5 separate regions of the Homo sapiens genome follow, and regions 1, 2, 3 and 4 are each linked to region 5. A link is an interaction called in ENCODE POLR2A ChIA-PET data of the cell type or tissue named here. Cell type or tissue: Caco-2. All regions are shown on one strand.

Region 1 (4,000 bases), 830 kb before region 5:
CAGGAACTGTTTATTAATTGACCAGATTAGAAAAATAATCAAGGTAGCCGGGCACAGTGGCTCATGCCTGTAATTCCAGCACTTTGGGAGGCCGAGGTGGGCGGATTACAAGGTCAGGAGTTTGAGACCAGCCTCGTCTCTACTAAAAATACAAAAAATTAGTTGGGTGTAGTGGCAGGTGTAGTGGCAGCTACTCAGGAGGCTGAGGCAGGAGAATCGCTTGAACCCAGGAGGCAGAGGTTGCAGTGAGCCGAGACCATGCCACTACACTCCAGCCTGGGCAGCAGAGTGAGACTCTATCTCAAAAAAAAAAAAAAAATTATGGTGGACCCTTAGTTCATCCTTCTAATAAGCCTATTGATGTAGTCTTCCCTGTTGCCAACATTCATTTTCTACAAAATGGGTGGTCTTTTTCTTCATTCCACCTCATGGAGAGGATAATTTGAAGGGCCACAGGAAGTTATTTGCTTTTTTGAAGAGTTTTCCAACAGTATAGATCTCATGAATCAGAACCTCCATGCAGATGATGCTGTATTTACCAAGAGGTCAAGCAATCAAAGTGTTCTCTGTCAAGGCAGCTCACTTCTTATTAATTTTGTCATAACCACACTTACAGATTAGTTCATTTACTGACTTCATATTTGGGTACCCCCATGCAATATATGGTTCTACAATCCTCAGCATGTTAGTGGAAGCCTTGTTGAGCTTCACAAAGCTTCCATTGAAGATTTGACAAAGGTGAAAAAGTTGCAATACCTTTTGGTCCTGTGGGCTCACACATTGATACCTCTGATTCTGATGACCGCCAACTTGGTTGGGTTCTGCAGGTACATAGAGGTTGCCAGCTTTGCTTGCCATCTGAGCCAGTTGAATCTCAGTTCTATCTATCTGCCTATATTCCTTGTGATAGTGCTTCACTTTTCCATAGATAAGCTTCCTCCTCGCCTTTCTTTCTTTCTTTTTTTTTTTTGAGACAGAGTTTTGCTCTTGTTTTCCAGGCTAGAGTGCAATGAATGGTGTGCTCTTGGCTTACTGCAACTTCTGCCTCCTGAGTTCAGGCAATTCTCATGCCTCAGCCTCCCGAGTAGCTGGGATCACAGGTGCCTGCTACCACGCCCGGCTAATTTTTGTATTTTTAGTAGAGATGAGGTTTCTCCATGTTGGCTAGGCTGGTCTTGAACTCCTGACCTCAGGTGATCGGCCCTCCCAAAGTGCTGGGATTACAGGTGTGAGTCACTGAGCTTGGCTCTCCTTGCCTTTTGAAGTATCGTTTGGGCAAACTTCTTTCTCAGGCAGGCAAAATAATATGGAAAAAAGCTCAGGTTTTTCCAGGACACCTCCATGGTTCCAGCCAGGAAAGAGCTCCATTCAGGTTTTCCTCCTCATGTCTGTATTGGGTTTCAGTTTCCAAAGCACTCAGGAAGGCTCTGCCTTGTTTGATCCACACATGTGCCCTGTGAGGCCGATTAAAACCCCATTTTATAGGCCCCGGAGGGGCAGACTCTCAGGGTTGCCTAGCTATTTGGTGGCCGCATGGATCAGAACAAAGGGCTCTAAACCTGAGCTTTTTCCAGATTATTTTTCCTGCCCAGATGCTTCTAACTTAGGAGAAACTTGCAGGCTTGGAGGAGAGGACCCGAGTGGGACCATGCTAGTTGGGCCTGCCTTGGGGTGGAGAGGGACAGTCACCACCTTTGCTCCTGCGGGTCTCTTTATCCAGGCTCCTGGCGCCCCCTGGAGGGCATTGTGGGGAGTGTCCAGCCAAACACCCCGCAGTGCCACCGTCTCCTGGCTTCCAGGTGGTCCCCTGACACTACATTTCCTTCCAGCTCCGTCTACTTTTGGGTATTTATTAAAACAGTAAGACTTGTGAAATTAAATAATTCAAACTTAAAGGTGTTGGAACTTAAATTATTTTGAGCCTTGAGTGGAGGATAACTATGTGGCCCGTGCCACACACATGCAGCTGTGACTTCCTCCTTTTCCTGTAAAAGATTAGAAATAACCAAATAGTGTCAGAGATAAGACTCCCTCAGATCATTACCCCTCCTCATGGAATGTTAACGCAATCTTCTCTGGAATGTAGCAAGCTGTAATCAATCAAATCGGTGTGACCTATGCACGGGCTTTGTATGGAAAATGTGGAACTCTGTTAGACTTCCCTGTTTCTGCCTATAGAAGTAAAACCCTGGGAACACTGACTCCATTCCTTTGAAGTCTGTCTTTTCTGGGAGGCCATCTGGGTGGCTAGCCTCTAACTTTTGTTTTTTTGTTTTAGAAACAGGGTCTCACTTTTTCATCCAGGCTGGAGTGCAGTGGCTCAGTCTCAGCTCACTGCAGCCTCTACCTCCTGGGCTCAGGCAATCCTCCCATCTCATCCCCCCAAGTAGCTGGCATTACAGGTGCATGCCACCACAACAAGTTAATTTTTTGTAGTTTTGGTAGAGACAGGGTTTCACCATGTTGCCCAGGTTGGTCTCGAACTCTTGAGCTCAAGTGATCCGCCCATCTCGGCCTCCAGAAGTGTGGGATTACAGGTATGAGCCACCATGCCCTGGCCTATCCTCAAACTTAATGCTCAGATAACATCAATACTTAGGCATATTTCTGACTCTCATTGTTAAAAGTTGACAGAATATAAGACCTTGGTTTTTTATTATTTATTTATTTATTTATTTATTTATTTATTTTTTGGCCAAGGGAATAAAAATCTTAAATGCCAATGGGGGCAGGCAGCTAAGGTAAAAGAACAAAGTAAGTCTATAAGAAAATGCAGACAGACATTATGCTGGGCATGGTGGCTCACGCCTGTAATCCCAGCACTTTGGGAGGCCAAGGCAGGAGGATCAAGAAGTCAGGAGTTCGAGACCAGCCTGGCCAAAATGGTGAAACCCCATCTCTACTAAAAATACAAAAAATTAGCCAGGTGTGGTGGCGTGCACCTGTAATCCCAGCTACTAGGGAGGCTGAGGCAGGAGAATCGCTTGAACCCAGGAGGTGGAGGTTGCAGGGAGCTGAGATCACACCACTGCACTCCAGCCTGGGTGACAGAGTGAGACTCCATCTCCCAAAAAAAAAAAAAAAAAAAAAGAAAATGTAGACAGACACATAATGCTGTTTGCTCATTGAAACTTTGGTATATTCCTTGTGTTCACAAAGAATTATGCTTTGCCTTACTTTTTTTTTTTTTTTTTGACGGACTGTCACTCTGTCACCCAGGCTAGAGTGCAGTGGTGTGATCTTGGCTCACTGCAACCTCCGCCTCCCAGGTTCAAGCAATTCTCCTGCCTTAGCCTCTGAAGTAGCTGGGACTACAGGCGCATGCCAACATACCCGGCTAATTTTTGTCATTTTAGTAGAGATGGGGTTTCACCATATTGGTCAGGCTGGTCTCGAACTCCTGACCTCAGGGGATCCACCCGCCTTGGCCTCCCAAAGTGCTGGGATTACAGGTGTGAGCCACCGCGCCCAGCCTGCCTTACTTTTTTTGAAGCATATGGGGCTCTTATTCTCTCACATAGATTGAAATGTAGACACAAGTGTGGTTTAATTTTCTGTTTCTCCTCTGGCTTTGCTCTTCCCCCCGGGTGAGAAATCCGAGGGGTCCAGGGAGTGCACATGCCCAGAAAGGGCCTGTGTCCTGAAGTCCTGTCCAAATGGCCTAAGCATTCTTCCAGGAGCTGCTTGGACTTCTTCCCCATGCCCCACTTCCTGCATACTATTAGTCCTGGGGCAGCTGGGGTGAGAATTAGGGGTGTCTAGATCTGCACTGTCCAGTAAGGTTGCCACTAGTCACATATGGCTACGTGACTTGAAATGCAGCTAATCCGAATTGAGATGTTTTGAGAATATAAATTGTACACTCAATCTTGAAGGCTTAATATAAGGGAAAAAGAATGTAAAATATCATATTATTAATTTTTTATATTAATTACATATTGAAATGATATTTGGAGTATATTGGGTTAAATAAAATATATTATTAAAATTAATTTCACCT
Region 2 (4,000 bases), 1.4 Mb before region 5:
ATAAAAATACAAAAAAATTAGTCAGGCGTGGTGGCGAGTGCCCGTAGTCTCAGCTACTCAGGAGGCTGAGGCAGGAGAATCACTTGAACCCAGGAGGTGGAGGTTGCAGTGAGCCGAGATTGAGCCACTGCACTCCAGCCTGAGTGACAGAGTGAGACTCCGTCTCAAACAAACAAACAAAAAAACCTGAAAGGCAGAGTTGCTGCAGAGTTAGATGAGGTGTGTGGAGGGGTGTGGACCCCAGCTGACTACACTCTTTACCAGCATGCTAATCACCTACGACGATGTGGTGAAGATCTCAGATTTTGGCACTTCCAAGGAGCTGAGTGACAAGAGCACCAAGATGTCCTTTGCAGGGACAGTAGCCTGGATGGCCCCTGAGGTGATCCGCAATGAACCTGTGTCTGAGAAGGTCGACATCTGGTGAGAACTAGGCTGAAAACTGAGAAGAGTGGGTGGCCAGCCCTGGGGGGATTGTGGGCAACTTCTAGGGCTTGAGCACAAGTGATGTCCCCTCATCCCTAGGTCCTTTGGCGTGGTGCTATGGGAACTGCTGACTGGTGAGATCCCCTACAAAGACGTAGATTCCTCAGCCATTATCTGGGGTGTGGGAAGCAACAGTCTCCATCTGCCCGTGCCCTCCAGTTGCCCAGATGGTTTCAAGATCCTGCTTCGCCAGTGCTGGTAAGGATGGTCTGGGCTGGGATACTGGGCCTGGAGAAGTTGAGAAGCACGGTAGTACTGGGCTGGACTGACCAATAAATGGCAGGGGTACATTTAATTCAAAGAGACTGACTTTCATCTGAATCAGGCTCATGCTACCTTCTGAGCTGAGTCACCAGGGGTAATTGGTATCTACTCTGAACCTGTTTCCTCATCTATAAAATACACTTAACGATATCTGCATTCCTGATTTGTCATGAAGTGCCAGTGAGTGCATACAAGTACAAGGAAGGAGCAGCATAACCACCAAGCATGGTTGGTTGAGCCTCAAGTAAACAACCTTAGAACACAGAAGGAAAGGACCCCAGACCCTCATTTGGAACCTAGACCCAGGGAAGTTTGACGATTGCTAATCTGTCACTGAGCATTTCCCAAAATGTGGTTCCTTCAATGAAGTTATTCAGAAAAGGCTTTTATTTTGGGAGACAAGTTGGAAAATATGGGGTTCAATAGGTTTCCTTACTGCAGGATTTTGACACACTAATGAATAGTGTGTAATATTCTCTAGAGACAGTTGACCATAAGTTCTTTTGTCACAGAGTACATTCTAGGATTGGATTCTCCAGGACACACTTTGGGAAAGGATGCTCCAGTTCCTATCTGATCCTCCCTCAAATTCTCCCCTCTCCTTCCTAACTCCATTCCTTTCAGGAATAGCAAACCACGAAATCGCCCATCATTCCGACAGATCCTGCTGCATCTGGACATTGCCTCAGCTGATGTACTCTCCACACCCCAGGAGACTTACTTTAAGTCCCAGGTGTGCTGTGGGTAGGAAAATAAATACCTAACTCCCCTTCTTTGCAGAGATGATGCTATTTGAGGGGGAGGCTGGGAAATGGGTTGAGTGGGACTGAAGAGATTGGCTCTTAGAGGGCTGAGTCAATCCACTCCTTTTTGCTCCAGCACACACATTGGCAGTGGTGTGGGCAACCTGCAGAGCCTTTCACTGGGTGAAGGGATGGCTCTCACTCTTCATCTGCTCTCAACCCATAGGCAGAGTGGCGGGAAGAAGTAAAACTGCACTTTGAAAAGATTAAGTCAGAAGGGACCTGTCTGCACCGCCTAGAAGAGGAACTGGTGATGAGGAGGAGGGAGGAGCTCAGGTGAGTTCCCGTGCTTGGGGAGGTGATTTTACTAACAGCAAGGACTATGCACCCAGTCAGCTCCTACCCAGCCCCAGGGCGGGTGGAAGGACTACGAAAGGACTGTGGACAGGAATTCTGAGACTGAGATCTGTTATGGCCCTAGGTGAACCCAGTTCACCTTGGGGAACCTTTCTGCCCGTTGCAGACACGCCCTGGACATCAGGGAGCACTATGAAAGGAAGCTGGAGAGAGCCAACAACCTGTATATGGAACTTAATGCCCTCATGTTGCAGCTGGAACTCAAGGAGAGGGAGCTGCTCAGGTAACCCTACCTGTCCTTATGCACCAAGCCCTGGAGCTGTGCCTGCCTTAGAGGTCCTACTGAGACTGGGGTGCCCCTTCCTGGTCATTTGCCCAGCTGAGAAGGTGCCTGGATCTTTAGGCGAGAGCAAGCTTTAGAGCGGAGGTGCCCAGGCCTGCTGAAGCCACACCCTTCCCGGGGCCTCCTGCATGGAAACACAATGGAGAAGCTTATCAAGAAGAGGAATGTGCCACAGAAGCTGTCACCCCATAGCAAAAGGTGGGACATGAGTACTGTGGTTCCAATATGGCAAGAGGGATACTGAAGTGGCAACAGGTATATTAGCAGGGAGATGTGTACTTTAGTGTCCAAGGTTAGGGAGTGCTTTGAGTACATAGATTTGGCAGTCTTAACCTTTTACTTTTCCTCTTCTTCCAGGCCAGATATCCTCAAGACGGAGTCTTTGCTCCCTAAACTAGATGCAGCCCTGAGTGGGGTGGGGCTTCCTGGGTGTCCTAAGGGCCCCCCCTCACCAGGACGGAGTCGCCGTGGCAAGACCCGTCACCGCAAGGCCAGCGCCAAGGGGAGCTGTGGGGACCTGCCTGGGCTTCGTACAGCTGTGCCACCCCATGAACCTGGAGGACCAGGAAGCCCAGGGGGCCTAGGAGGGGGACCCTCAGCCTGGGAGGCCTGCCCTCCCGCCCTCCGTGGGCTTCATCATGACCTCCTGCTCCGCAAAATGTCTTCATCGTCCCCAGACCTGCTGTCAGCAGCACTAGGGTCCCGGGGCCGGGGGGCCACAGGCGGAGCTGGGGATCCTGGCTCACCACCTCCGGCCCGGGGTGACACCCCACCAAGTGAGGGCTCAGCCCCTGGCTCCACCAGCCCAGATTCACCTGGGGGAGCCAAAGGGGAACCACCTCCTCCAGTAGGGCCTGGTGAAGGTGTGGGGCTTCTGGGAACTGGAAGGGAAGGGACCTCAGGCCGGGGAGGAAGCCGGGCTGGGTCCCAGCACTTGACCCCAGCTGCACTGCTGTACAGGGCTGCCGTCACCCGAAGTCAGGTAAAGTATGGGAAGGCTCCCAAGCTCTTTCCCTTTTTCCTTATCCTCCCTGGGGTCCAAGTCTAATCCCCCACATTATGCTCAATTTTAAGCCATTCCCTACTTCACCCTTCGTAACTATGTTCCCTTCTCCTGGATTCTTAGTGACCTCTTTCCACTTCTAATCAGACCCCCCCCACCCCATCTCTCCTGCAGAAACGTGGCATCTCATCGGAAGAGGAGGAAGGAGAGGTAGACAGTGAAGTAGAGCTGACATCAAGCCAGAGGTAAGTGATGGCATTACAAGAATTAATGGCATTCTTGTTTTCTGCTAGGGGCAGAACCAAGCTGTAATCCCCCTCTTCAACATGTAGGTGGCCTCAGAGCCTGAACATGCGCCAGTCACTATCTACCTTCAGCTCAGAGAATCCATCAGATGGGGAGGAAGGCACAGCTAGTGAACCTTCCCCCAGTGGCACACCTGAAGTTGGCAGCACCAACACTGATGAGCGGCCAGATGAGCGGTCTGATGACATGTGCTCCCAGGGCTCAGAAATCCCACTGGACCCACCTCCTTCAGAGGTCATCCCTGGCCCTGAACCCAGCTCCCTGCCCATTCCACACCAGGAACTTCTCAGAGAGCGGGTGAGTGGCACAACAGCAAAAAGCAGATATTGAACAGGGAGAGCTGTAAGCAGATGCCTTGTCTTTTAACAGCTTTTGGGGAGACAGCTGCACAGGCCAGAAAGTACCATAAAGAGCAAATATCCACGTGGTGGAATTTCAGAAGCCTCTTGCACAGAGCATCTATTACGATGCCTGACCAGTAGCTTGCATGTAGCTATA
Region 3 (4,000 bases), 190 kb before region 5:
CCCACAGGCCAAATACTACTGCCCTACCCAGAAACAGTTTCTACAGCTGCTGTACATGGTCACAGCATGAAGCTTGCCCTGCTGACCCTCCAGACTGCATGGTGGGCATCAGCACTGGTATCCCAGAGCAACTGAAGCCCCAACCTAGCACTTGACCAGTTCCTAAAGACCTAGATGGTTTCAACACCACTAGCTCCACCTACTAACCGTGTGACCTGGAACAAATCACTTCAACTCTGGGAGCTCAACTTTTCGTCAGTCAGTAGCAGAACACAAAGTCATTCAGATTCCCAGCCCCGCTCCCAGAGATGGAAAATCTCCAAGCTATGTTTTTAATTTGCAGCATGGTAACTATGATGCAGGTGGGCCTCAGATAACACCCCAGGTGAAGATGGTGTCTGAGCCTCTTCCAGCTGCACTTTCTCAAGCTTAAACTCCTACGGACAGGCCTCACTTTTACTCATTCCTGAATCTCCAAGGGCCCAGCTCCCAGGGGCAAGTTGCAATTCTGTGGTTTGGCCTGGAACACCAACTGCTCAGTGTATTGAAGAGAATCTTAAAGGGCATGTAGACAAGACCCCTAAGATACTTCTAAGGCGTTCCAAGCTTGCACATCTGCAGGAACAGAGAGCTCATGCTGGCTCGAGGCAGCTCATTGCATTCATTCAGCAAACATTTCAGGCCAGCCAAGCAACACCTTTGTGATGAAAATGTTCTGGCTTGAATAGAGCACTCCTTATTCAGTGTTGAAATCTCCCTCTATAATCTCCATCCTTTGCTCTTAGTTCTAACCCCTAGAGGCCTAGAAATGAGTCTAATCAGTCACCACACACACACACACACACACACACACACACACACATACACGCACCCACAGGACAGGCTGTGCAGACTTCCTCTTGGACAGCTCAGGCAGGCCTTGGCCAGAGGTCCCCATGGGCTGCTCAGGTGAGAGGATCCTGTGGTCCTTTGTCCCATGTTTTCAGACAACCCTCCTCGAGCCTGTCTTTCCCACTCACCTTCTTCAGCACCACAAACTCATTCTCAGCAGCTGTGCGGTGGTTAATTTCATCTTCGTACCTACAGTAGAGGAGGGCCTGGTGTTGATGCAGCTTTGCCTCCATGCTCCCGTCCCCCCTCCGCCATATGCAGCTGTGAAATCTGCCCTGCCTCCCTTCCCCTACTCTTTAAAGACACACCTGAAAAAACAGGTGTCAGCTACAAAACCAAATTTCCCTGACTTCCACGCGGCCATTCCTAGGGCTTTGAGTCTTGGCATGGGGGGTTGTTGGTGGGGCACATAGGAAACATGTGAATGACAGCACAAAAGCTGCATGTCCTGGGAGAAAAAAAGCAAATAATAACAGCCATATGCATGAGACTGTGTTCTATGGGGTGTGCACCATTATGTGCTTCTTATGCATGAGCTCATTTCATCCTCACAGCAAACCTATAACGATGGTACTGTGGTTATCAGAGAAGGGAACAGAGACACAGAGAGGCAGCGTAATCTGCCCAGGTCACTAAGCTGCTAAGTGGCACAGCCCAGACTTGAACCTTGGCAGCTGACTCCAGCCATGCCCTAATCACTACCTAATCCCACCCCTCAGGGGCAAAGAAGGAGTCTGAAGGGGAGGAACCCTGTAGAATCAGGATGAGGGATACACAAAGTCCTGAAAGAACCAGGTCCCGCCTGATGATCCAGCCCCCATCCTTCCTCCCATAGCTCCCATCACTCTTCCTCCCAAGGAGCCACTCCTGGCCCTTAGGAGGACCTGGGCAAACAAGGCACAGAGGAAGAGACCACAATGGCTTAATCTAATGTTTATGTTGAGACTCAAAAAAAGGTGTTGGAAACAAGAGTTCCAAGAGCTGCTGGAAGCAGTAGGGACAACCTGGGGTGGAAGGCAGGACATCCAGGTAGGCCAAGCCCCTTCAGGAGCCCAGACTCAGGGTTGGAGGTGCCCATACCCTCAAAGTTGCACTCCCTCAAGTTCTGTAGAAGCTGGAAAATATCTGCAAGGCTTTCCGTCCACCCCTGCCTTGGCAGTGCACAGCCAGGTCAAGAGGGTGCACAGATCGGAACTCCCTGAGCAGCTGCACACAGGGACCCTCCCTGTACTCCTTCCCTGGACTCCCTTCCAGTTCCTCTTTCAGTCCCAGCCTGGATCTCAGACTGGCTCCACAGGAAGGTGCTCTGAGGGTTTGGGGTGGGGGGAGTATGGGGGTGGGCACCAGGTATGCACACACGCATGCACACACGTTAGTCCTGACAACAGGGGCTGAATGATGGCCCCACACCTTCCCTACTCTGCACCTGTCTGGTTCCACCTGCTATGGGACTAATCCTGTTGACTTTTGCCCTAGGGAAGTGGGAGTGTTGGGGGGGGGCACTCCACAGAGACCTTGTTTGCTCTCCTCCAGTCAGAGCCAATGTGTGACTCCTGCTTAGTCACACAGCCACAGGCAGGGGACAGAACTCACTCACTGCCCCAGTGCCCCTCAGGTGTGCCAGGGTGGGGCCCAGCCTGAGCTTCAGGCTTTTGTTTCTATTCAATGAGAAAAGAGTGCAAAAAGACCTGTCCTCAAAAGCCCCAGTCCCAGCCTTCCTGAGCCTCCTTCTGGCTCCTGCCATGACCAGACCCACCCTCAGCCTCTGCGGCCCTCGCATGGCTCACAATGACCATTTTCCCTCTCTGCTTCTTTGCTTCCCAAGTTGGCTCTGTGTCCTCTCCTAGGAGTCAGGGACCTAAAATTCAAGTCCCAGCTCTCCCAGTGACCTTTGCAGTGTGAGCTCAACCAAGTCCCTAAACTTCTCTGGTCTCTAATTCCTCACCTGAACAAAAGAGAGTTGCTCTAGAATAATCTGTGAAGGTCATACCAGTTCTGAAGCACCCCTGTCAGAAGACACTTTCTGCCCTACTCTCTCTCGGGGCCTTGGTCAGACACCCAAAGGAGACAGTGCAGGTCAGGGCTGGGCTGAGACATTTCACTGGGACTGAGTCAGGGGAAAAGACCAGAATGATTTGGAAACAGCCCCCAGGGACAAAGAGGAGAGAGGAAAGGCAGGAAATGTGTTGGTCAAGACTGGCCCCTCAGGGAGTTATTGGACTGAGCAGCTGCATGCTGATTCCTGAAGCAGGGGGACTTGCACAGGGTCAGCTCATGAGGGTCACATTGGCCCGGGGCAGGGGTCTTCGCATGTGGCACAGGGGGCATTACTTATTCTTGAAGTCCTCCACCACATCCTGCATGCTCCGCAGCTCCGCCTCCAGGCGGCCCCCATCCACCTGCAGTGCCTCAAGCTGACCCCGAAGGCCAGCAATCTGGGCCTCAAAGATGTCTGGGAGGCGGCTGCTCTTGGCCGACTTCTGCTCCTGCAGCAGCGTCCACTTGGTCTCCAGCAGCTTGTTCTGCTGCTCCAGAAACCGCACCTAGAACGGGCGAGAAGGAGGAAACTCAAGAGGAGCCAGAGCGTGCCACCCACAGCGGGATTGAGGAACATCATCTTTAGCCACTTAGCAGAGCCATGCTCCCCCTGGCTGTTTCCCTGCCTGGGGCTTCCAGCCCTCTCCCTTTGGACTCCAAATCAAGTGTCCTACAGAGTGATCCAGGAAGCAGGTCTGCCTGGTGCACGGAAGTGCCCCGTGGTTGACTCTCGACGAATGTGCTCCAGGGCCTCCTCTCCACTTCACTCCCCATCACATTACAGGTGGTGTTCTCCACCTCCCTATCTGAACAGCCACCTCTTCCTGTCAATGGATCATGAGGATGACCAGGCCCAGCCCTCCCTTCTGTCTGGGACCTCTTCTCTTCCTTCCTCAATATCCTTTCTCTCCTTCCCCTTTCTCCAGCAAGGCCTCAGGACAGTCAATCCATGGTAAAATGACCCCAGCCTGGAGCCCACAAAGGCCCTTAAGGAGTAGCCGGTATGACTGGAGGTGGGAGGCAATAGAGGCCTCTGCAAAACCAGCAGCTCAGGGCCCCAGGCCCTGGGGAC
Region 4 (4,000 bases), 140 kb before region 5:
CAGCCACTGCTCGTGAGTCTTTGAGGCTCCCTGGCTAAAGCCAATGTCTGGCTGAAGGCCGGGGATTCAACAGCCCCCGCTAAGGAACACTACCTGTGTGGCCCAGAGGCACTCCCCTGTAAGACCTGCAGCCTCTGGGATGTCCGGCCTGTCTCCCTCCAGGAGTTCCAGTTTAGGCTGCTCGGTTTCCCCCACAAAACAACATGCCTCTCCCCTAACCTCAGCCCCAACCTGGCCCTACTTTTCAACTGGGCTTCAGTTTCTTCATCTGTAAAATGGAGAGGTCCCTGCTACAGCTGCTACTGTATGATCTAAGGGCAGAGGGCCAGGCAGAACAGAGAGGAGGAATCAGAGGTGAAGGCTCGGCAGTCTTCCTGGGTTGGAGGCAATTAACCTGGCACCTCTCAGGGCACCAGGATTATGAGCCCTCCCCAGGTCCTTGTTCTGAGAGGGAGGAGCCTTTCTGCAAGGAAGGTCCCAAGTGGGGAATGAATTTCCATCCCCGCCCACTGAGACAACCAGAGACTCCCCCAAGGGCAGCAGAAAACAGGGGGCTGTCCCTGATCCCCTAAGACCACAGATGCCTTCTAGCTGGACTGGCCGGCCAAACGCACACCATGTCCCAGCGAGCTAGTGCTGAAGCATAGGGAATTGAGGTTAGACTGTAGGAAGAACTTCCTGGTGTGAAGATTTCTCTGCTGCTCATGGGTGGAGGAAGGAGCCTCACATCTCTCCTCTCACTCCACCCTCAGTGTAAACATGGGGCTCCTGCTTGTCAAAACGGAGGCAAGGTGGGGTGAGCAGATACCTGCCCCCCCAACGCTCCCTCTCACACTCACAAGGCAGGGCAGAAACCCTCTTGACCTCCATCCCTACTGAACCTGTTTGGCTGTGAGTACAGCAGAGAGCAGGATTAAGGTTGGCTTCAAGCAGAACCTACCAGTACAGATATGCAGGGGAATGGCAGCCCGCAAATACCGTCAAACGCCATCATCCAGTATTCCTGCTGGCGTTGTCTGCTGTGAATGTCGAAGGGTCGTCAGAGCACTTCAGGAAAAACAAGGACACCCTGAAGAAGCAGAGCAGAGAGAGAGGGGCTGGCCCCACCTGACCGTTCGGGAGCCTACGAAGGTGCAGAGAGGGCAGTGGCCATCAGATGGGGCTCTCTGGGAAGCTGGGCCACCGAGTTGCTTTGTGACCCTGGAGAAGTCACTTGACACCCCTGGCCTCCATTGCCTCCTCTGCAAATGAAGGGCCCAGCTCAGCTGATCCAAAAGGCTGCTGGCAGCTCTCGCAGGCTACGATTCTGGGAGCCTGGGCCAGCAGCACCGGCAGTGGTGGGAGAAGGCCCAGCTACTCACCTGTGACCATAGGGAGCATCACTGGGCTGGTTATCAAAACATCCTCATGACAAACAACCCACACTGACGGGAGCCAGGCCCCAACCAGGCCTCCAACCTCATGGCCTGCCCTCATGGCCTATCCCTGGCACCAAGGGAGGAGAGGCCCCAAGGGGGAGCAGATGGCTCCCAGTGTGATGGGGAAAGTGGTGGGTCAGGACAAATGAGAAACAGGTAAACTGGGGGCCTTTCAAGATATGAGTCATGGAGGGCTTCCTGCAGGAGGGAGCTGGAAGAACAAATGGGGAGGAGAGGAGGACCTGGTGATGGGAAGGAGAGTAGAGAGGACAGCCAGGGTGGGGAGGAGGGAGGCAGGGGGAGCCCCAAGCTGAGCTGGGCTGGACTGGGTAGAAGGAAGGAGAGGACTGCGCAGGACCCTCCCAGCAAGAGGCATATGGTAGGCAGAGTCTGAGAGGCGCAGCTGGGCTCAGAGCCCTCCCAGGGTTTCACCTCGAGGCAAAACTGTCCCTAACTGGAGGCAGAAGCCAGCCCATGAAGGGTAGCTGGGATCCCAGGGCCCACAGTGACCAGCAACACACAGGACGCATGTGTCATAGTGGTTAAAAGGTTCTAAACCCAAAGTTCCTGGATTCCAGGCCTGGCTCTGCCACTTGCTAATTTTGTGACCTTGGGCAAGTTCCATCACCTCTGGTTTCCTCATCTGTAAAATACAGCTTATAATAGTACCCACCCATGGGGGTGCTGCAGGGATTTCATGGGTCAAGCATGTAGAGCAAGGCCTGGCACACAGCAGGGGCCACATGAGCACCTGCTGTTGTCGTATCCCAAAGCACATCCCCAGGTGTCCCCACAGTCTCATGGGGAGAGTAGTGGCTCAGGACAAAGGAGGAGCAGCTAAACTGAAGGCCTCAGTGCTGGAGGGAAGAGGGAAGTCTTTCAACCTGAGTCACAGAGAGCTTCCTGCAGGAGGGAGCTGGAAGAACAAATGGGGAGAGCAGAGGGCCTGGTGATGGGAAGGAGAATAGAGAGGACAGGCAGGGTGGGGAGGAGGCAGGGAGAGCCCCAGGCTGAGCTCGGCTGGACAGGGTGGAGGGAAGGAGAGGACCGCGCAGGCAGGTGTTATCATTCCTAACTTCTAGCTGGGGAAACTGAGGTTCAGGGAGCCTCTGTCATCGAGAGGATGAGCACTTAAGGACAGTACTAACCAGGCCCTACCCTGCTGAGTTTCCAGGACAAGATGGGACCACACTTGTCGTGGTGGCAAGGGGGCAGATAGGCCTCTGACACCCCATGTTCCCTGGGGTCTCCCGCCCCAGCCCCAGGCAGGCATGGAGAGCCTGTCGCATGCTTGGCACTCTCACACCCTCTTACCCCCTTCCTCTGCCAGCCCTGCCCTGCCCTCGCCTGGAAACCTTTGCTAATTGGCTCCACCTTGCTCTGATCCTGTCCTTATCTCACCATCTTCAGTTTTAACAATCAGTCATTGGAGGTGCTTTCTGCTGAGTGAGCGCCCTGGGTGGTGTGCATAAATGAGCTGCCACTTCCCAGGGAGCCCTCCGTGGGCTCTTGCTGGTCAGCCCGGGGCCTCAGCCCCCGACTGGTCCACACCTGACCCATTCGCCGCCTTCCTGCTCTCCCAGGTGCAAGCCCTGGAACAGCGCAACCAGCTGCTGGAGACACGCTGGAGCTTCCTGCAGGGCCAGGACTCAGCCATCTTCGACCTCGGGCATCTCTATGAGGAATATCAGGGCCGGCTGCAGGAGGAACTGCGCAAAGTGAGCCAGGAGCGGGGGCAGCTGGAGGCCAACCTGCTGCAGGTGCTGGAGAAGGTTGAGGAGTTTCGAATCAGGTACGTAGAGCCCCATGAGAGCCATGAGCAAGGCCTGAGGGCTGGGACCAAGCTGTGCTCAGATGGGAGGCACTTAAGCCAGAGAAAGAGGAAAGATGTTCTGCAACATTTCTTTACCTGAGACATTTATTGAGGGACTGGTATGTGCCAGGCAGTATTCTAAATACTGAGGATATGGCTGTGAACCTACAGCCGCCCCCTCCCTAATAGCAACCCTTAAAACAAAGTCAATCTTGTGCTGGCTCCCAGCTAAACCCTGTGCCTGCTGGCCCTTGGGCATCATCATAACCCGCACCCCCTGCCTCGAGCAGCCGTCCTCTTGTACCTATGGACACACTTGCTCTTGTCCACATGTTGCTCTGGCAATGGGAAATTACGTCACTAGCTAGAACAGATGGGTTTCTGTTTTAGATGTGGCTTTAGATTTTGATCTCGACTGGGTTGGAAAGGAGAGGAAAGCCACCAGGAAGCAGGAAGGGGATGGAAAGAATGGGTTTGATTTGAATAAAGAAGCAATGCATGCCAGACATCAAGGTAGACTTGGAAAGAGACAGATAAGGAAAACAGCCCCAGTATGCAAGGTGCCTTTACAACTTAGTGGGGCAGACAGACAGACAGACAAACAGTTGCTGGGCAGTATATCCCAGCATTTATGGGCCCAGGCTTGGGCATTAGCCCAGAATGAGGTTTAATCTTCATCATCACCCATCACTAGCTTTGTGACCTCCAGTAAGTGGCTTAATATCTGAACCTCAGTTTCTTCCTGTGTGAAACGGGAATGATTATGGTT
Region 5 (4,000 bases):
CACAGGCCCTGAACAGGGCACCTCCACCCCTAGCCTGACAACCAAGACAACAGAGACCCTTGTAGCTCAGGCCCCACACACCCAGTGGCACCAGTCCACAGGCATGCAGCACCCTGCGAGAGGTGAGGGTGGCCACATCTGCCTGCACTAGGACAGCCTGGCCAGGGATGGGCTGGGGGTGAAGGAGGAAAGACAGCAGTTGGGCAGAACTGGGCGCTTGTTCCTGCCTTATTCAAATCCTGTTTCTCCACCTGGACGTCCCACATCCGGATCAACCCCCATCAGTCCCTCCCCCTTCATGCAGGTTCTTAACAACACAAGATATGGACCTACATCTAGCCTCACAGGAGGGGGGAGCAGTCCCACAGGAGGAGGAAGAGGCGGGGTTGAAGGAGGCAGTGGGGAGAATCCGGCTTCAGGCAGGTCTTGGCAACAATGTGGCTTGCACCTGTTCTGCTGAACAAGCCTCAGGCTGCACCCTACCTGTAAGATCCAACAGAGACTACTGGGGGAGGGGGCATAGGGATGATCAGCATCTGGAGCTGGAATGGTTGGGAGGTATCCTCTAGGCAGCACCGCCCCAAGACTCCAACACTGGCAACTTCTATCCAGGATCCCCAAGGACAAGGGTTTCCACCTCTGTCTCTCTTTCTCTCTCTCTCTCTCTCTCTCTCACACACACACACACACACACACACACACACACACACGTGATCCAAGCCCCAGCGAAATCAATTCTCCCTGTGCTTACAGAGACCCTGCCCCGACCCCAAGAAGCCTCCTTTATTCAATACACAGCAAGCAGCCCTCCACAGGTCAGCCACCAAGCCAGTCACTTCCTTCAATGATCCGGAGGCTTCCTAACGCACCTCAGACAGAAAGTTCAGGGTGGGGAACCCCTGCCAACTCAGCCACAGCCTCTAAAGTGTTAAGAAAACAACCGGGACACTGGGAGGGAGCTGACAGGCTGGGAGGAAGGAGGGCCTTTTGGAAATCCAATCCCAGTTAGAATCGTACGGATCCCAGCAGCGCCAAAGCTCTGTGTACCTGTTCCCCCACGGTGCTGTGACCCCCATCCACACCCACCCAAGTTCAGAGCACCGTGCGCCCAGTTGGGCACCCTAGGAGACTGAACTAAGGCCAGCCGCCTGCTGGACAAGTCCCTACTCCCGGCGCCAACCCCAACCCCCTACAGCTTCCACTTTGCAGGTAGTCAACCTCCCCTACCTCCTACCCCGCACCCAGTAGTTTCCAGTCTGACCTGGGTTCTCATCCCGTTGTGCTACAGCTGCACACTACACCTACCCTCTTGCATGCCGGCCCTACAACATCCTCTCTGCCCGCGCGTACACCCATCTCCTTCATGCACCGCTCCTAAAAACAGATGCACGTTCCCCGAAGGGAACCTACCCGGCCGGCTCCCGCTGCCCCTGCCCGGACTGGCGCCCCGAGTCTCAGCCTGGTCCCTGGTCCCGCGTGCGCTCCCGAAGTTCTTCTGTGCACTCCCCCAAGTTTCGTAGCCTCCGCCACTGGGACTCCCCGGCCGAGCCCGACCCTCCTCTTAAGCGCTCCGTGACGCACGGGGAGGGGCGGGGGCGCCACTGACGCAGGCCGCCCGTCGAGCTTTGGCCATACAAGGGCGCGGGGGGCGGTGCGGTTCCGGCGGGAGGCGGCCAGGGGGAGGTGCGGCCCGGGGAGCCCGAGGGGGCGGGGCGAGGAGGGGGGGCCTGGAATGTCTGCGCGCGTGACGCACGCGGGGTTCCATTGACGCAGGGAGCGCGGATTGTTTGATCTATAAATAGGCTCCTCGCGCCCGCCGCGCCCGCTAAAAATAGCAGCTCCCAGGCCCACTAGGCTCCCCGCACCGGACTCGGGTCCCAGCTGGGGGCCCCCAGGTCCAGAATAACCAGCGGGAGGGCCAGAGCCCGAGAAGGGGCGCTGTAGAGACGCGGCCGCGGGGCTTCCCCGGATGAGGATCTCCTCACTCTCCAGTTGCTCCCGGGAGCCAACCGCGCCCGGTCCCTCCGGCTCCCTCCGAGCCTAGCCCCGCCTTTACACCTTCCCAAGCCCTTCCTGGAGCCCTAGGGTGTCGCTGCTGCCGCTGCTGGGCGGTCAGGACAGGCCGCGGGCTGAGGCGGGCAATTCGGACACACCCTGGGGAGCCTGCGCCCTCACCTCAGCCCTAGGCGCAGCTAGTGCACAGGACGCGGCTTCCCCAGCAGGGTCTCAGGCTGAGAGGCTGCCCCTGAGACGTCAGTTAGAGCCCTCGCTTAGTCCCTCCAGGCAGTCTCCCTACACAGGACCTTCCCGAGGGCAGGCGTTGGCCAGGCCCAAGCTCGGCCAACAGCTCTGGCTCCGCTCCACAAGCTGAACTTGGTTTCGCACCGTCCCCTCCCCAGCCCCTTACAGGGGGAGTGCACCCTAGTTGGGAAATTACCGAATTTCAGAACCGGGTGGAGCCTGAGAAATCTTTTCAAACTTGTGCCAACTCTTCCTCATTTTATAAACAAACAGGCTCAGAGAAATAATGGCACTTGCTGAAGGTCACACAGCCAGGTGGTGGCACACTGGGTTGGAACCCAGGGCCACAGACTGCATCTCTAGGGATCTCTCCACGCCTCTTATCAATACCCCTCCCCCTGTCCACATCAGGGAGCACCGGCCCTCCCAGCCTACCTCCAGCACCTGTGGGGAGGCAGCTCTGACCAGTTATCACCTGCCCGGTGGAGTGAGGAACAGCCCGCCAGGGCCCTGCTGGGCACAGACCAGGCTTCAGCCACCTGGAGCCTTCCCTGGTTTGGCCGTCACCCTTCCACCCTGATCTCTCCTGAGCCTGGGGAGCCCTCACGGAAAAGTAAGAGAAGAGGGAAGGGCAAAAAAACAAAAACAAGGAAAAGAGAGCCCTGCCACCCCACTGCGACCCCCATCCATTCCCCTTCTCCCATGTAAGTCAATATCCATGAGTTTCTGCTTCCATTGAGCCTGCACCCACCCACCCAGTTCTCAACTCATCTGGTCACCCCATAGGACTTTCTCTGCCCCGGAGGCTCTGCCGGCCCGATTTCCACCCTCAACCCCCATCACAGTTTTCCCACACCCTTGTCTCCAGCCCCCGCTTCTGCCCACTCAAAGGTCCCACAAGCACCTCAAATTTCATCTGTTCCAGACAGAACTTGTCATTTCTGCACCCCCTGCCTGCCACCTAATCTCTGCTCCTGGCTCCTGATGCCCCATTTGCAACTTTTCACTGTTTCCTGAAATTCTTTTTTGGAACATCTCTTGGGTCCTTTCCTCTCCCCGTTTTTGTTTTGTTTTGTTGTCTTTGAGACAAGGTCTTGTTCTGTTGCCCAGCCTAGAATGCAGTGGCATGATTATGGCTTACTGCAGCCTGGACCTCCCAGGCTCAAGCCTCTTGCCTTGGCTTCCCAAAGTGCTGGGATTATAGGCATGAGCCACTGCACTCAGCCTCTCCCGCTTTCCTACTGCCAGCCACAGCCCATGCCTCACTGGTCCCACAGACCAACTGCCTGCGCCCAGTGACCACTCCTCCTTTCCCACACCCATGAAGACCATCCATTAGCCTGCCTGTCTCCTCTTTCTAAAGCCTCACTGTCCACCACAGATGGAGCAGTCTTCATACACAGTTGACCCTTGAACAACACGTTTGAACTGTGTAGGTCCACTCATATGGGGATTTGGGGATTTTTTTTCAATCCAACATGGATCCAAAAACCCACATATACAGAGGGCCGACTTTTAGTATCTACAGGTTCCACAGGGCCAACAGTGGGACTTGAGTATTCGCAGTACAAGTTGGGGTCCTGGAGCCAACCCCCTTCATAAACCAAGGGGTGACTGTAATGCTGATGGCATTCAGTCATCTGGTCAGAACCTGCCAGAACCCTCCATCCCAGCATACAGTCTCAACGTGAATGCATCTGCAGAGAGCTCTGGGTTGCTCCAAACCATCTTCCTTCAAGGCCACTGGTTGAATGTGAAG

Evidence for each region. Peaks named below come from ENCODE experiments on the same cell type or tissue, not always from the same donor. Only the 100,000 strongest peaks of a DNase experiment are listed, where the experiment ranks them.
Region 1: POLR2A ChIA-PET joins it to region 5 with 9 read pairs; 3 of 35 experiments call an interaction of 5 or more read pairs at or near these places.
Region 2: POLR2A ChIA-PET joins it to region 5 with 10 read pairs; 1 of 35 experiments calls an interaction of 5 or more read pairs at or near these places.
Region 3: POLR2A ChIA-PET joins it to region 5 with 8 read pairs; 1 of 35 experiments calls an interaction of 5 or more read pairs at or near these places.
Region 4: POLR2A ChIA-PET joins it to region 5 with 8 read pairs; 1 of 35 experiments calls an interaction of 5 or more read pairs at or near these places.

The regions. Positions count from the first base shown.
Region 1 is chr12:52,882,721-52,886,720 of GRCh38, reverse strand. It overlaps the pseudogene RPL7P41. Among named protein-coding and RNA genes, the nearest start is that of MIR9898, 14 kb to the left of the region's middle. RefSeq lists a silencer at 1,622-1,916. In Caco-2, a CTCF peak has its summit at 1,747 (motif pointing left); DNase peaks (open chromatin) are centred at 1,700 and 2,090; H3K4me3 peaks cover 161 bases.
Region 2 is chr12:53,481,740-53,485,739 of GRCh38, reverse strand. MAP3K12 (mitogen-activated protein kinase kinase kinase 12) reads left to right here. Exons shown (of 14, transcript NM_001193511.2): 5 at 265-423; 6 at 526-684; 7 at 1,375-1,483; 8 at 1,720-1,829; 9 at 2,017-2,133; 10 at 2,254-2,391; 11 at 2,551-3,175; 12 at 3,371-3,441; 13 at 3,529-3,799. Among named protein-coding and RNA genes, the nearest start is that of MAP3K12, 16 kb to the left of the region's middle. RefSeq lists an enhancer at 2,872-3,385. In Caco-2, a CTCF peak has its summit at 3,506; DNase peaks (open chromatin) are centred at 1,938, 2,279 and 3,590.
Region 3 is chr12:52,234,589-52,238,588 of GRCh38, reverse strand. It overlaps KRT7 (keratin 7), which reads right to left. Exons shown (of 9, transcript NM_005556.4): 2 at 3,223-3,434; 3 at 1,020-1,080. Among named protein-coding and RNA genes, the nearest start is that of KRT7, 3.3 kb to the right of the region's middle. RefSeq lists an enhancer at 3,785-4,000. In Caco-2, no CTCF peak of the experiment used is centred here; a DNase peak (open chromatin) is centred at 2,378.
Region 4 is chr12:52,184,589-52,188,588 of GRCh38, reverse strand. KRT80 (keratin 80) reads left to right here. Exons shown (of 9, transcript NM_182507.3): 2 at 3,002-3,210. Among named protein-coding and RNA genes, the nearest start is that of KRT80, 5.4 kb to the left of the region's middle. In Caco-2, no CTCF peak of the experiment used is centred here; a DNase peak (open chromatin) is centred at 2,327.
Region 5 is chr12:52,048,979-52,052,978 of GRCh38, reverse strand. It overlaps NR4A1 (nuclear receptor subfamily 4 group A member 1), which reads right to left and starts at 1,537. Exons shown (of 7, transcript NM_173157.3): 1 at 1,411-1,537. LOC107984510 (a long non-coding RNA gene) reads left to right here and starts at 1,825. Exons shown (of 2, transcript XR_001749148.3): 1 at 1,825-2,945; 2 at 3,770-4,000. RefSeq lists an enhancer at 844-1,401 and a silencer at 1,493-1,902. In Caco-2, no CTCF peak of the experiment used is centred here; DNase peaks (open chromatin) are centred at 1,698, 2,038 and 2,681; H3K4me3 peaks cover 2,841 bases.